Regions from separate parts of the Homo sapiens genome. Here all the other regions are linked to region 3. The links are chromatin contacts, found by Hi-C or POLR2A ChIA-PET in ENCODE. All regions are on one chromosome and are shown on one strand. The core of a region is the stretch at or near the end of the contact, and the rest is flanking DNA. Distances in the headings are between cores, read along the strand shown.

Region 1 (4,413 bases), core at 732-3,231, 1.7 Mb after region 3:
GCCAGTCACAGCTCCTCCCTGGTCACCCTGAGGGAGCTCAGGGCCCGGCTGGTAGCTGGGTTGCTCTGCTTCTGTCCCCCACTCCTGTGGAGCCTGGCAGGCAACTCCATGATCTGACCCCGGTTACCTTGACAGCCCTGCCTGGCCTCCCCTCTCATGGCCCAGCCACCCCAGAACCTGAAGAGGTTTTCTAGCTGCCGTGCATTTGCCAGGCTGGGTTACCCACCCTACTTTCCCTGCCTGCCCTCCAGTGCTGCCAGGCCTAGTGTGCCAGCCAGCGCTCAGCCTTCAGTAAAGGGTTCCCCTGCTTCCAACCTCCATTGCACTGCTTCCCCTAAGACTGTGACCTCCTGGAAGGCTGGAGCACAACTGCCTCTCAATAAACGTGTTGCAAAAAAGGAATGGATGAGTTGCTGTGCATTTGTCTAGGGGGTGCTTGACCCAGGAGATTACCCTTTGCCCAGTGCCTGAAGAGGGCGTCCACTGAGAACCTGGGGTGCCTCCCCGGCCTCCCCTTCCCAGCTCTGCTGTGGTCTTGGGATTCTGTGGGCGGTCGCTGCTGCCCTCTGGTGGTCAGACCGTGCCTTGCTTGCACTGTGAGAACCTTGACCATGGAACTGCCAGGTTGGCGGTTTTCCTCCACGAAGTGAGGTTTACATGACCCTTGCCGAGACCTTGAAAACTGGGAGTCTTCGGGGTGGGGTCGCCAGCAAAAAGATCCTGAGTCCTGCCAGCCCCTATCTGAGGAAACTACGAAGGCCACTTGCCCCCAACCATGCTGCTGTTGGGGGTTTTGTTAGAAATGGGCTCTTCCTACCCCAGCTGGTAGGATCCCACTCTCGGCCATGCTCTCGTGCCTGTCTGCCGTGGACCGGCTCCAGGGGGGGGTCCCTCTGCCACCCTGTCGACTCATCTGGGTGGTGCAGAGGGCAGTCAGCCCGCCCAGGGTGAGGAGTAAGAGGAGGGGTGGGGGTTACGGGTAATTCAGCCAGCAGCCCTGATAGCACTGCCTACAGTAAGTGCTCAACAAATAAGCTGTTTTGATCAGGGGATGGGAGAGTTGGGGGGATTCCTGGGATGAAGGACATGTGGCTGCTGGCAAGGAAACGCATTTTCTTACATTTCTTGGTGGGTGTGGGGTTATCAGTCTCCAAAGCTCCAGGAGAGGGACCAAGTTGACTTCAACTAGAGCTACTCCAACCTGCCCCTCCCTGACGACGTCTTGCGTGGTTCACGCCTCTGGCTCCTGCCGGAAGGAGGCGGCCGCCCCTAGTGGTTTCGGGCCAACCTGCGCCCGGAGCGGCCGGCGCCGAGGCGATTGCCCGGCAGAGGGCGTCAGACGTCCACCCTGCAGCCCAGGGTCGGGGTGCGGGTAAGCGGAGCCCAGTCCCTCACCCCGAACCCGCGTGCACGCTGGCGTCCCTGGCCCAGGCGAGGTGGGCAGACATGACTCTCGCGTCAGCATCTTCCCTGGTGCCACCGCCGCTACCTCCTGTGGGGAAGCTGAGGCCAGAGGCGGACATGTGCCAAGCCACACCGCTGGGGCAGTGCAAAGTTGAGGGGCTCTTCCCGGAGCTGGAGGCCGGGGGCTTCTCGAACCCGGTGCGGAGGCACAGCCAGCCAATCCGGGAGACCCTGTCTGGCCGCGCCAGCCAATCAGAGGGTCCCTGCCGAAGGCGGAGCCTGCTAATCAGGGGCACCTGGAGTCGCTGGGCAGCCACGATCGGGTCTCGCCGGCGAGGGGCGCGACGTGACGCGCGGAGGGTGGCGGTGGGTTGGGGGTGGGAGCTTTGCTCGCAGCTGAGCCCCGTTTTTCCGGTGCTGCAGTATCCCTGGGACTGAGAGCTGAATACCCACACCCAGGGCTGAGACCTTAGCAGAAAGGAAACTGAGGCTGGGAGGTCGGCCGGGAGGCTGCCTGGCGGAGGCGGCGCTGCTCCGAGTGGGCGGGGCTGGTTCCGGCCCCGCCCCGCCCCCGACCTCTTGGCTCCGCTAGTGCCCGGCGCGCCGCCGCCAGTGCTGCGGGCTCCGGGCAATGGATGCCCCCGGGGCCCTGGCCCAGACCGCCGCCCCCGGTCCGGGCAGGAAGGAGCTGAAGATCGTGATCGTGGGCGACGGCGGCTGCGGCAAGACCTCGCTGCTCATGGTGTACAGCCAGGGCTCCTTCCCCGAGGTGAGGCCCGCAGCGGGGCTGGGGTGGGGGCGAGGGACGCCCCTTACCCTGAGCCCAGAGCCCCGACCCTCAGTCCCCAGCGTCCCGAGCACGGACAGGCGGCCGCCACCCCGGGGCGCCCCCTCGGGAATTCCAGAGCCCAGCGGGGTGAGGGGGGGCTGATCCGGGACGAGTGAGGGGGGTGGACAGTGGATTCAGCTGGAACTTTGGCCCCCGCCGGCCCCACTAAGGACCAACCCGACCCCCTCTCCCGCAGCACTACGCCCCATCGGTGTTCGAGAAGTACACGGCCAGCGTGACCGTTGGCAGCAAGGAGGTGACCCTGAACCTCTACGACACGGCCGGTGAGTGCGCCTGCGCGCCGGGGGGCCCGAGGGTCCGCCCGCCCGAAGGGTTTCCCCTCCCGGGCGTCCCCCACTGGGTGTCCCCGCCCTGCAGCCTTGGCAGGGCCTTGGCCGGCTCTTCACTCCTGGAGGCCGCTCAGGGGCGCTGGCTGCGGGGCCCTAGAGGCCAAGCCCTATACGTAAGTGGAAGGTGTTTGGAGGAGGAGGTGAACTCTGGGGCCACCCTCCCAGCTCTGTGCTGAGAGCCCACAGCTCGTTCCTCTCCTGTGGTTCTAGAAAGCAGTGGGCTGCTCTTGGGCCTCCCATGGTTCCAGGATTGCTGCGCTACCTGCTGTGGTCTCTGCAGACTCTGTGAGCTGCAGATTTGAGTCCCTTGGTGCTCGGATTGCCTGGGCTGTGTGTCTGGGTCCTGTGGTTCTGGGATGCTCCCGGCTGCAGATCAGCCTGTGGCTCCAGGGCTCTGTGGCCTGCGCTCTGCAGCCTGAGGCTCTGGGGTCCTGTGGATGCGAGTTCTGTGTCTGCAGCTCCCAGGATTCCACGGCTTGCAGTTGGTGGTTCTGGAATTGCGTGGCTACAATTACTTCTGTGCTTTCCTAGTTCCCTGGGACAAAACCAGACAGTGTAGAAAATGAACTGAGGAAGGAACAGAGCACTGGGGGCAGGGGCCCCACACCAGGCTCTGCCTGCCACCTGCAGGCCCCCACGGGTGGTTTACGGATTTATGTGCAATTGCTTGGGAGTCGGTGTTGTGAGGGGTGGGGACAGGAGAAACAGTCAGTGGGAGGACCCTGACTCCCATCTGGGCTTCATCAACATTGGGGACCAAAGGTTGAGATCCCCAGGTGGGGCCTCACCCCACCTCTGTGACTCAGTGTTTAGTGACCTGCAGGGAACCACGTCATCCGGTGGCCCTCTCCGGCCAGCCAAGCCTTGTGTGTGTGAGGTGAGGTCAGACACTGACCTAGGATGGAGCCAAAATCCAGACACCTCCACCCCCACCTAGACCTTGGAGAGGACCCGAAAAGGGGCTGTCCTAGCTCAGAGCCCCCCTCCATTCCGACTTCAGCAGGTCCTATCGTGGCCTCTGAGGAACCTGTCTTTGTGGGATGTGGGCCCTGTAGGGCCAACCCCAAAACAGCGCCTGTCTCTAGCCCCTGGTGAGCTGGGAGAGCTGAGGCATCAGAGGAATTCCCGGGGCGTGGCCCGGGGGTAGTAAAAGTCATGGTCTGGGACACCTTTACTCTCATGTTTCCTGTGCAGTAGCCAGGGAGGGGCAAGGTCATTGACCCACTTTTTGAGTCAAGTGCTGCTGGGTGGAGACATTCACAGCAACCCACTGCCCTGCAAGAGGTCAGGAGGTTTTTTCTTTCCTCCTCCTCTGCCATCAGGGCCTCCCCTATCAGGTCCCGGGGTTCACTGTTCAGGGCAGCCTCCACATCATAAGAACAGGGATGGCCTTTCTGGCCTTGCCCAGAGAGAGATGCTCAAGGAACATGTCAGAGTAGATTGAGTTGTGGAGATTCTGGAAAGCTGCAAGTTGCTGTAGGAAGAATTTGTGCTAAGAGCTGCTACCAGAGGGATGGAGGAGCATCCCCTGCTACAGTCACCAGAAGCAGGCGACCACTGGCACCATGGGGATCCCATCCATGGTCCCATCCTGTTCCTGCCATCCTCTTTGGAGTCAGATCTGGGCTTTGACCCCAGCTCTATTGGCTACGTATCATTGGGGATGTCTGGGCCTCAGTTTCCTGATCTGTCATGAGCACTAAGAGGGTCATGAGGATTAAATCAGATTAATATATGATGTCCACCAGCCTGCCCAACATGGTGAAACCCCATCTCTACTAAAAATCCAAAAATTAGCTGGGTGTGGTGGTGGGCACCTGTAATCCCAGC
Region 2 (4,673 bases), core at 1,345-3,844, 1.5 Mb before region 3:
ACTCAGCAGGAAATAAAATAAGTCAGGCCAGGTGCAATGGCTCACACCTGTAATCCCAGCACTTTGGAAGGCCGAGGCGGGAGGATCACTTGAGGTCAGGAGTTTGAGACCAGACTGGTCAACATGGTGAAACCTCTTTTCTACTAAAAATACAAAACTTAGCCAGGCATGCTGGTGGACACCTGTAATCCCAACTACTTGGGAGGGTGAGTGGGGAAGATCGCTTGAACCTGGGAGGTGGAGGTTGTAGTGAGACGAGATCACTCCACTGCACTCCAGCCTGAGCAACAGAGCCAGACCTCCGTCTCAAAAAAACAAAAAGGAAAGAAGTCAGGTCAGCCTCTGGATGCTGTACTGACTCGGGGAACAGGGAAGGGGTCATGAAGCAGGAAAACAGGCGAGAGATACTAATGTGGGCTCCATGTCCACTCTGCCTAGGTTCACATCCTGGCTCTGCCACTCATCTGACCTGAAACCAGCCACTTCACTGCTCTGTGTCTCAGTTTCCTCATCTGTCAAATGGGAACAGTAACAGTACCTACTGCACAGGGTCATTCTAAGGATTACATAAGATTATTCTATCTACAAAAGCACTTAGTAATCATTAGTATCTCTATTAAAGGCACAAACCCCGGTTTAGCCCAGGAAGAGCTCTGACCCCCAGATTCGGAGATGCTCTGCCAGAATACAGATTGTCTTATTTAAGTAAAAGTCTTAAATAACCACTCGTATTTCATGTTTGTTGGCCTTAGATTGTCACATGGAACCACCGTCAGTTGAGACATGGGGATCCTGTGGTCACCCTGCGTGAAAAAGACAGGCTTATTTTTGCTCTAAAACAAATGATTTCTGCCTTCAAATAGCTCCGAAACGGCATCAAGAGGAAGTAAGTGAGACTCCCTGCACTCACACCCCTGATCCTTTCCCGCGCCAGACTCCAGGGCAACCTTTTCACATTCAGGCGTTCAGCCCTGCTTCCTTGCCCCTCTTTGGCCACCTACAAAGCGTTCTCTCCCCTACATGTATGAAGACACAGACCCACCTGTGCAAGAGGTGCCCCTGCCCACAGGAGAGGGAGGTCAAAACTTACTGTTTTCCTAACAAATTAACCTTTCATGTTATCCAGTAAGAACATGCAGTCAATCTGATTTCGGCCTTCATATTCCCTTCTATTCCCCACTCCCTCTCAATGAGCAGAAAACTTTAACTTTTTAGCCATGATTCTGGGCCAGGAAGGTACCAACTAGTCATAATTACAACCTCGCAATGAAGGGGAATGATTACTATCCCCATTTAACAAATAAAGAAACAAGCTCAAAGAAGTGAAGTCACTTCCCCAAAGTCATCCAACTGGTAGAGCTCCAACTTGAACCCAAACTTCTCTGACTCCAAAACCCCAGGAAGGCTGGCGGCAAGCAAGAGCCCCCTCCTCCCCAGGGAACAGCAAAGGAACCGCAATACCACACACAACTGTCCCCAGTAACTTCCTCCTTCTCAAGAGCTAGTCGGCGGACTTCGGCCCGGAATGGCACCCCTATCGCACCTAGCTCCAGAGAGCAGGAATTGGGGAAAACCCCCTGCGATCCTCCTGGGACTCAACACCCTTCCCAGGAGGCTGCAGGATCCGGGACCTCCCCAAACTAAACAAAAGGCTCCACGCGAAAGGCCCCGCACACAGTAGGTGCTCGGTTTCCCAAAGCCACCGAGCAAATCGCATTGCTCCCTTCTTTTCCTGTAAAGTAAAAACAACTCCAAGTATCTTCAAAGCAGGAGGAGGAGTGGGGCAGAAGGTCCCAGGGGAAGTGGGTCGGGATGCGAGGCTAGGACAAACCCGGGGTAGCTGGGGAGGGCGCAGCCGCGTGGGGACCGAGAGCGCCAGTGTGCTGCCTGGCTCACAGTAGGAGCCATTCAAACGCGGTGAATGAATGAATGAGACGCGCGGCAGGCGTCAGCGCAGCCGGGAGAGACTCTGGCTGCGCCGACCGCGGAGGCAAGGTCCAAGGAGAAGCGCGGCGCAGAGGAGAGGGCGCCCCGAGGCCCGGCCGCCCAGACCCGCACTGGTCAGGCCCGGCGGGGGCCGCAGGCGGCAGGCCCCGAGGCGCAGGCCGGACCCCCTCTTCCCGCGCGCTGGCCGGGCGGGCAGCCCCGGAGGCCGCGCTCCTCCCAGGTCGGCCCCGGTAGCCAGGTGCGTGGCGACCGGGGCAAGGTGACCGCGGGCGCGGGCCCGGCGCCCACCTTCTGAGCGGCGCGCACGTTGTCCTCGCCGAACAGGCTGCTGACGCTCTGGGAGAAGGTGTTGACCGTGCGGCGGTAGCTGTTCTTCTCCGCGCCGCCGCGGCCCCGCGCCCCCTGCGCGCCCGGGGCCAGCAGCCCGAGCAGCAGCAGCAGCAGCAGCAGCAGCAGGAGCCCGGCCCGGGCCAGGGGCCCGCCTGAGGCGCGCGCGCCCATGCTCGGCCGGCGGGGCGCGGGGTCGCGATGCGGGGTGAGGGCCGTGCGCTGGGCCGCAGCGGGCTCCGGCTAGGGCAAGGTTGGCGCGCTCGGGGGCCGCGCGCCGCGCCTTTACCCACAGCCGCCGCCGCCGCTGCTGCGCCACCTGCCCCGCCCCGCGCGCAAAGGCGCACGGCCCAGCCCACGCCGCGCCCCGCCCCCGGCGCGGGACCAACGCGACCCGGCCCCGGGGCCCCGCGCCCGCCTCCCGGAAGCCTGCCCCGACCCGGTGCGGCTTCTCATCATTTAAAAAAAAATTCTCTTTTTTAACTTATCCGTGGAAAAGCAACCCGTGCCTGTAAAACTTGCAACAGCTTCAACCAGGAAAGTGACTGCAACTGATTGAAAAACATGAAATAGACATATATGTAATCTCCCTGAATGTATTATAATGGTACCCCAAAATTCGCCCTCGTGGGCATCAGCTCATTCATCCTGAAAATTTTAAATAACAAGAAAGCATCAGGCATCCTCCTGCCCTTCCTGAATGAACTGTATTTCAGAGCCCCAAAATAGTTGGGGAGGGACTTTCTTTTACAAAGTCCAGCTAATACATGAGGATGAATGAGAGAATCCGAAAATTATTTGGCACCCCTCAATAGAATGATGGATTCACGCGATGATCATCAGAAATGGGTACAACCAAGAGGGGAGGGTTTGGCGGGGAACTTGAAAATGGAGGGGCTAAGCCGCGAAGTCCCGGTCCCGCCAATCGATCTTAGTGCCAGGAAGTACCAGCGCCACCTGCGATGGATTCTTGCCAAGACAAGTTGAGCATGAACCTGATGGGGCCTCTAGATCAAACCTACAGTTTACAGGAAATATGGCAGATAAGGAAAACTTAGAAGCAGCAGAAGCAACCAACCAACTCCAGCATGTGGGGCATTCTACCAAACAAACGACCCAGTTTGTTCAATAAATAATTGGTATAAAAGGTGAGCGAAGAGGAGGATAATTGGTTTTAAAGACTTAAGAGCCATAATAACCCATGCAATGCAAGGACCCTGTTTGCATCCTAAATCAAACAAATCAAGTCTAACCAACATTTTTTTTAGACAACCAAGAAAATAAAACTCAATTTTTGCCAATCCAAAGAATACAAAATGCTCTTATTTTTGAATTTACATTTTCTGGATTCCTAGTAAGATTTTCATAGATTTATTGGCCATTTGAATTACTTCTCTGTGAATTACCTATTCATATCCTTTGCACATTTTTTCCTGTATTGTTTATCTTTTTAAAAACTTTTTTGTAGGTCGGGTGCGGTGGTTAACGCCTGTGATTCCAGCACTTTGGGAGGCTGAGGCGGGTGACCTGAGGTCGGGAGTTCGAGACCAGCTTGACCAACATGGAGAAATCCCTCCGTCTCTACTAAAAATACAAAATGAGGCCAGGCGCCGTGGCTCACGCCTGTAATCCCAGCACTTTGGGAGGCCGAGGCGGGCGGATCACAAGGTCAGCAATTTGGGAGGCCGAGGCGGGCGGATCACGAGGTCAGGAGATCGAGACCATCCTGGCTAACACAGTGAAACCCCGTCTCTACTAAAAATACAATAGCCGGGCGTGGCGGCGGGCGCCGTAGTCCCAGCTACTCAGAGCCTGAGGCAGAAGAATGGCGTGAACCCGGGAGGCGGAAGTTGCAGTGAGCCGAGATCGTGCCACTGCACTCCAGCCTGGGCGACAGAGCGAGACTCCGTCTCAAAAAAAAAAAAAAAAAAAAAAAAAAATCCAAAATGAGCCAGTTATGGTGGTGCCTGCTTGTGATCCCAGCTACTCGGGAGGCTGAGGCAGGACAACCGCCTAAACCTGGGAGGCGGAGGTTGCAGTGAGCCGAGACTAAGCCACTGCACTCCAGCCTGGGCAACAAGAGTGAAACTCCGTCCCAAAAACAAAACAAAACAAAACAAAAACCTTTTTTTACGCCAGGTGTAGTGGCACAAGCTTGTTTTGGGAGGCCAAGGCAGGAGGATTGCTTGAACACAGGAGTTCGAGGCCAGCCTGGCCAACATAGTGAAACCTATCTCTATAAAAAATGATAATAATAATAATAATAATAAACTTTTTAATTAAGGTATAACATACAGAAAAATACACAATCATATAAATTTTTATGAATTTTCACAAACTGAATACCCAAGGTAACCAGCACCCAAATCAAGAAACGAAACATTACCAGTTCCCCCACG
Region 3 (4,737 bases), core at 1,926-4,425:
TCTACTAAAAATACAAAAAAAAAAAAAAAAATTAGCCAGGCGTAGTGGTGGGCGCCTGTAGTCCCAGCTACTCGGGAGGCTGAGGCAGGAGAATGGCGTGAACCCGGGAGGCAGAGCTTGCAGTGAGCTGAGATCCCGCCATTGCACTCCAGCCTGGGCGACAGAGCGAGACTCCGTCTCAAAAAAAAAAGAAAGAAGAGGCTGGGCGTGGTGGCTCACGCCTGTAATCCCAGCACTTTGAGAGGCCAAAATGGGAGGATCCCTTGAGCCCAGGAGTTCGAGACTAGCCTGGGCAACATGGGAAACATGGTGAGACCCTGTCTCTGTTTTTAAAAAAAAAAAAAAAAAAAAAAAAAAGGCCAGGCGCAGTAGCTCACGCCTGAATCCCAGCACTTTGGGAGGCAAAAGTGGGCAGATTGCCTGAAGTCGGGAGTTCGAGACTAGCCTGACCAACATGGAGTAACCCCGTCTCTATTGAAAATACAAAATTACCCAGGCATGGTGGTGCATGCCTGTAATCCCAGCTACAGAAGGCTGAGGCAGGAGAATCGCTTGAATTTTTTTTGAGACAGGGTCTTGCTCTGTTGCCCAGACTGGAGTACAGTGGCACAGTCATGGCTCACTGCAGCCTCTCCCACCCTAGCCTCCTGAGTACCTGGAATTACTCACTATGCGCCACCATACCCAGCTTTTTTTTTTTTTTTTTTTTTTGTAGAGATGGGGTCTCACTATATTGCATAGGCTGATCTTGAACTCCTGGGCATGAGCTATCCTTCTGCCTCAGCCTCCCAAAGTGCTGGGATTACACATGTGAGCCAGCGAACCCAGCCTGTACTAACCTCTTAACTCCTCTCACTTCTCAACAATACCAGGACTTAGGTACTATATTATTATTGCCTTTTCAGATGAAAAAGGTCAGACACAAAAAGGCAGCCTGTGCCCCAAATCCTAAAGCTAAGAAGTAGCCCAGTGGAGGAGTTAGAACCAGGGGCAGTGTGGACTCCAGAGCTAAAGCTCTTAATCGTTTCCTCTGATGCTTTTCATAAAATATAAGGTTTTGGAGATAAAGATAGGAAAAAGAAAACACACAAACCAGTATTCTGGGTGTCTGAGGCTGAGACCCACCCCTCCTCTCCTGAAGGAAAAGAACCCCTCCCCATTCAACGTTAAAAAGTCACAAGGGGCCCGGTGCAGTGGCTCACGCCAGCAATCCTAGCACTTGAGGAGGCCAAGATGAGCGGATCATTTGAAGTCAGGAGTCACAAGGATCTACCAAATAAAACTGATATTATTGTACACAGAGCTCCTGTTCAAAACTTTAAGACTTCTTCAAATTAAAATGGAGGAGAATTACAAACGGATAAGCATGGATTTTGTTCTCTCTCTCATCTGCATGCTTCTATAGATACTAACAGCTGGTTTCATTGTTTCTCATTAATCTTTCTAGGTGCACTTCCTCCCCGGCAGCATTAGGTTGAGATTTCCTACAACAATCTCTTTCGATTTTTACATTCTCTTTTTTTACTCGAGACAAAGTCTCACTCTGTCACCCAGGCTGGAGTGCAATGGCCAATCTCGGCTCACTGCAACCTCTGCCTCCCAGGTTCAAGTGATTCTCCTGCCTCAGCCTCCCGAGTAGCTGGGATTACAGACACACACCACCACGCCCAGCTAATTTTTGCATTTTTAGTACAGACAGGATTTCACCATGTTGGCCAAGCTGGTCTCAAACTCCTGATGTCAGATGACCCGCCTGCCTCAGCCTCCCAAAGTGCTGGGATTACAGGCGTGAACCACCGCGCCTGGGCCTCATTCTCATTTTACTCATCAACAGGGGATGAGAGCCGAAATGAATGGTGGGGGCCAGGGCGCGGTGGCTCATGCCTGTAATCCCAGCACTTTGGGAGGCCAAGGCGGGTGGATTATTTGAGGTCAGTAAATTTTGAGCTTCAGGATTCTTATTGTGAAATGTAGCTAAATGTCACTTCACTAGGTTTTTGTGAAGATTAGATCATATGGTGTCTATAAAAATGCATTACAATTATAAATTATTATACAAATTTAGAAAATTTTTGGCCAGGCACGCGCTGGCTCACGCCTGTAATACCAGCACTTTGAGAGGCCGAGGCTGGAGGATCGCTTGAGCCCAGAAATTCGAGACCAGCCTGGGCAACAAAGTGAGACCCCGTTTCAATCAATCAATCAATAATCAATTCTCCGGGCGTGGGGTCGCGCCTGTGGTCCCAGATACTTGAGAGGCTGAGGCGGGAGGACTGCTTGACCCGAAATGTCGACGCTGCAGTGAGCCGAGATCGCGCCACCGCTCTCCAGCCTGGGCGACTCCCTGTCTCTGGGGAAAAACAAAAAAATAAATGAAGCCTCTCCTTCCTGGGTCTTCGGGGTAAGACTCTGCCCCTCCTGGCCGGGCACGGTGGCTGACGGCTGTAATCCCAGCACTTTGGGAGGCCGAGGCGGGTGGATCACGAGGACAGGAGATCGAGACCATCCTGGCTAACATGGTGAAACCCCGTCTCCAGTAAAATACAAAAAATTAGCAGGGCGTGGTGGCGGGCGCCTGTAGTCTCAGCTACTCGGGAAGCTGAGGCAGTGGAATCGCTTGAACCCAGGAGGCGGAGGTTGCAGTGAACCGAGATCGCACCACTGCACTCCAGCCCGGGCGACAGAGCAAGACTGTCTCAAAAAGGAAAAAAAAAAAAAAAAGACTTTGCCCCTCCTGTGAAAAGCAAAACTGAAGGCGGAACCCACAGAGCCCTCCAGGGCATGCGCAGTGGGCCTCGGAGGCAAACACCTAAGTTTCTGTGGAAAAGCCTATCCTTCCCATCCAGCCTGCAGCCTGGCCGCCAACCCTCGAGGCCGCTCCCCCGCCCCTCTCCTTCTCTGGGGGCCGCAGGGAGTAAGGCGCCATCCTTCCAATCCAGCTCTCGTCCCCACTCCCCGCAACGCAACCCAGAATGTCGTCCCCTTTGCCAGGTTTCAACATGGCGCCCCACACAAGCGCGGGCACAGCGTCTGGGCCGCACTCCCTCTTCCTTCTCTCCGGCGTGGGGCCCGCTCCTTCCAAGCCGCTTCCACTCACCTCTGCAAAGCTTGGGCTCCCTTCCGACGGAGACAGGCGAGCAGCTGCAGGCGACAGCAGATTCTCCGCGCCGGCCTCGGCCTGACCTTTACATTGGTAGCAGCAGATTCGCCGCCGACGCTCGTTTCCTGTTTGTTTTACCTTTAAAATTTTACTCCCACGCAACGAGGGTGTTATCATCTCCGAAGACAATAAGCTAAAAAAAAATTTTTTTAAGAGAAAAATTGCTAATTCAACAACTAAGTTGAAAGAAAGACTATCGAATATGCAGTTACCTGGGACATTTTACTTTATTATTTATTTATTCTTATTTATTATTTTTTCTTGAGACGGAGACTCCCTCTGTCGCCCAGGCTGGAGTGCAGTGGTGCGAACTCGGCTCACTGCAACCTCCGCCTCCCGGGTTCAAGTGATTTTCCTGCCTCAGCCTCCCGCGTAGCTGGGATTACTGGCGCCCGCCACCACGCCCGGCTATTTTTTGTATTTTTAGTAGAGACAGGGTTTTGCCATGTTGGCCAGGCTGGTCTCGAACTTCTGACCTCAAGTGATCCGCCCGCCTCGGCCTCCCAAAGTGCTGGGATTACAGGCGTGAGCCATCGCGCCCGGCCCCAATTTCTTTATAAAAAAAAAAAAAAAAAAAAAGGCCAGGTGGCATGCCTCACGCCTGTAATCCCAGCACTTCGGGAGGCCGAGGCGGGCGGATCACCTGAGGTTCGGAGTTCGAGACCAGCCTGAGCAACATGGAGAAACCCCTTCTCTACTAAAAATACAAAATTAGCTGGACATGGTGTCATGTGCCTGTAATCCCAGCCACTCAGGAGGCTGAGGCAGGAGAATCACTTGAACCCGGGAGGCAGAGGTTTCGATGAACTGAGATGGTGCCATTGCACTCCAGCCTGAACAACAAGAGTGAAAGTCCGTCTCAAAAAAAAGAAAAATCTATAGCTTAAAATTTTATGTTTGAAAATATATGGTAGCCACTGTCAGTGGAGGCCATCTGCAGTTTCAGCTACTAGGGAGGCTGAGTCGTGAGGCTTGAGGCCAGGAGTTCAAGTTCAGCCTGTCAGCCTGGGCAACAGAGCAAGACCCCTATGTTGTTGTTTGTTTGTTTGTTTTTGTTTTGTTTTGTTTGAGACAGAGTTTCACTCTTGTTGCCCATATTGGAGTGCAATGGCACGATCTCGGCTGACCGCAACCTCCGCCTCCCAGGTTCAAGCAATTCTCCTGACAGCCTTCCGAGTAGCTGGGATTACAGGCATGTGCCACCATGCCCGGCTAATTTTGTATTTTTAGTAGAGATGGGGTTTCTCCATGTTGGTCAGGCTGGTCTTGAACTCCCGATCTCAAGTGATCTGCCTGCCTTGGCCTCCCAAAGTGCTGGGATTACAGGCGTGAGCCACCACACCTGGCTGACCCCTATGCTTTTAAACACACACACACACACACACACACACACACACACACACACACACACACACACGTGGTATGTACAGTACATGCAATGGAATACTATTTCTCCTTAAAAAGAAATGAAATTCTAATTGCTACAACATCATGAATGAACGTAGTTCATGGATGAACCATGCTAAGTGAAAGAAGCATAAGGACAAATACTGTATGGTTCCACTTATATGAGGGAC

What was found. Hi-C counts contacts between places; a loop is a spot of excess contacts on that map. ChIA-PET counts read pairs that join two places held with the same protein, here RNA polymerase II (POLR2A). Pooled maps may share reads with other maps.
Region 1: a loop to region 3 is called in a pooled map, with 2.5 times the contacts of the local background. The contact joins the promoter of RHOF here to the promoter of SNRNP35 in region 3. A Hi-C loop is called at or near these places in 1 of 37 single-sample maps with no recorded cell type and 4 of 50 pooled maps. POLR2A ChIA-PET finds 5 or more read pairs at or near these places in 1 of 52 experiments (naive thymus-derived CD8-positive, alpha-beta T cell).
Region 2: a map with no recorded cell type shows a loop between it and region 3 (6-fold over the local background). The contact joins the promoter of BRI3BP here to the promoter of SNRNP35 in region 3. A Hi-C loop is called at or near these places in 1 of 37 single-sample maps with no recorded cell type and 1 of 50 pooled maps. POLR2A ChIA-PET finds 5 or more read pairs at or near these places in 1 of 52 experiments (PC-9).

Annotation. Positions count from the first base shown.
Region 1 is chr12:121,791,256-121,795,668 of GRCh38, reverse strand. RHOF (ras homolog family member F, filopodia associated) reads left to right here and starts at 1,981. Exons shown (of 5, transcript NM_019034.3): 1 at 1,981-2,173; 2 at 2,430-2,517. The coding sequence starts at 2,036. It overlaps LINC01089 (long intergenic non-protein coding RNA 1089), which reads left to right. Exons shown (of 4, transcript NR_152740.1): 4 at 1-402. It also overlaps a transcript of SETD1B not described here. RefSeq lists enhancers at 1-156, 452-992, 1,537-1,586, 1,533-2,073, 2,079-2,910 and a silencer at 2,067-2,606.
Region 2 is chr12:124,991,566-124,996,238 of GRCh38, reverse strand. BRI3BP (BRI3 binding protein) reads right to left here and starts at 2,594. Exons shown (of 3, transcript NM_080626.6): 1 at 2,236-2,594. The coding sequence starts at 2,448. RefSeq lists enhancers at 395-534, 1,715-1,804, 3,524-4,024 and silencers at 1,895-1,954, 1,965-2,214, 2,225-2,274, 2,375-2,424, 2,445-2,764.
Region 3 is chr12:123,456,577-123,461,313 of GRCh38, reverse strand. SNRNP35 (small nuclear ribonucleoprotein U11/U12 subunit 35) reads right to left here and starts at 3,175. Exons shown (of 2, transcript NM_022717.4): 1 at 3,098-3,175. RefSeq lists enhancers at 1,756-2,621, 2,868-2,947, 2,622-3,488.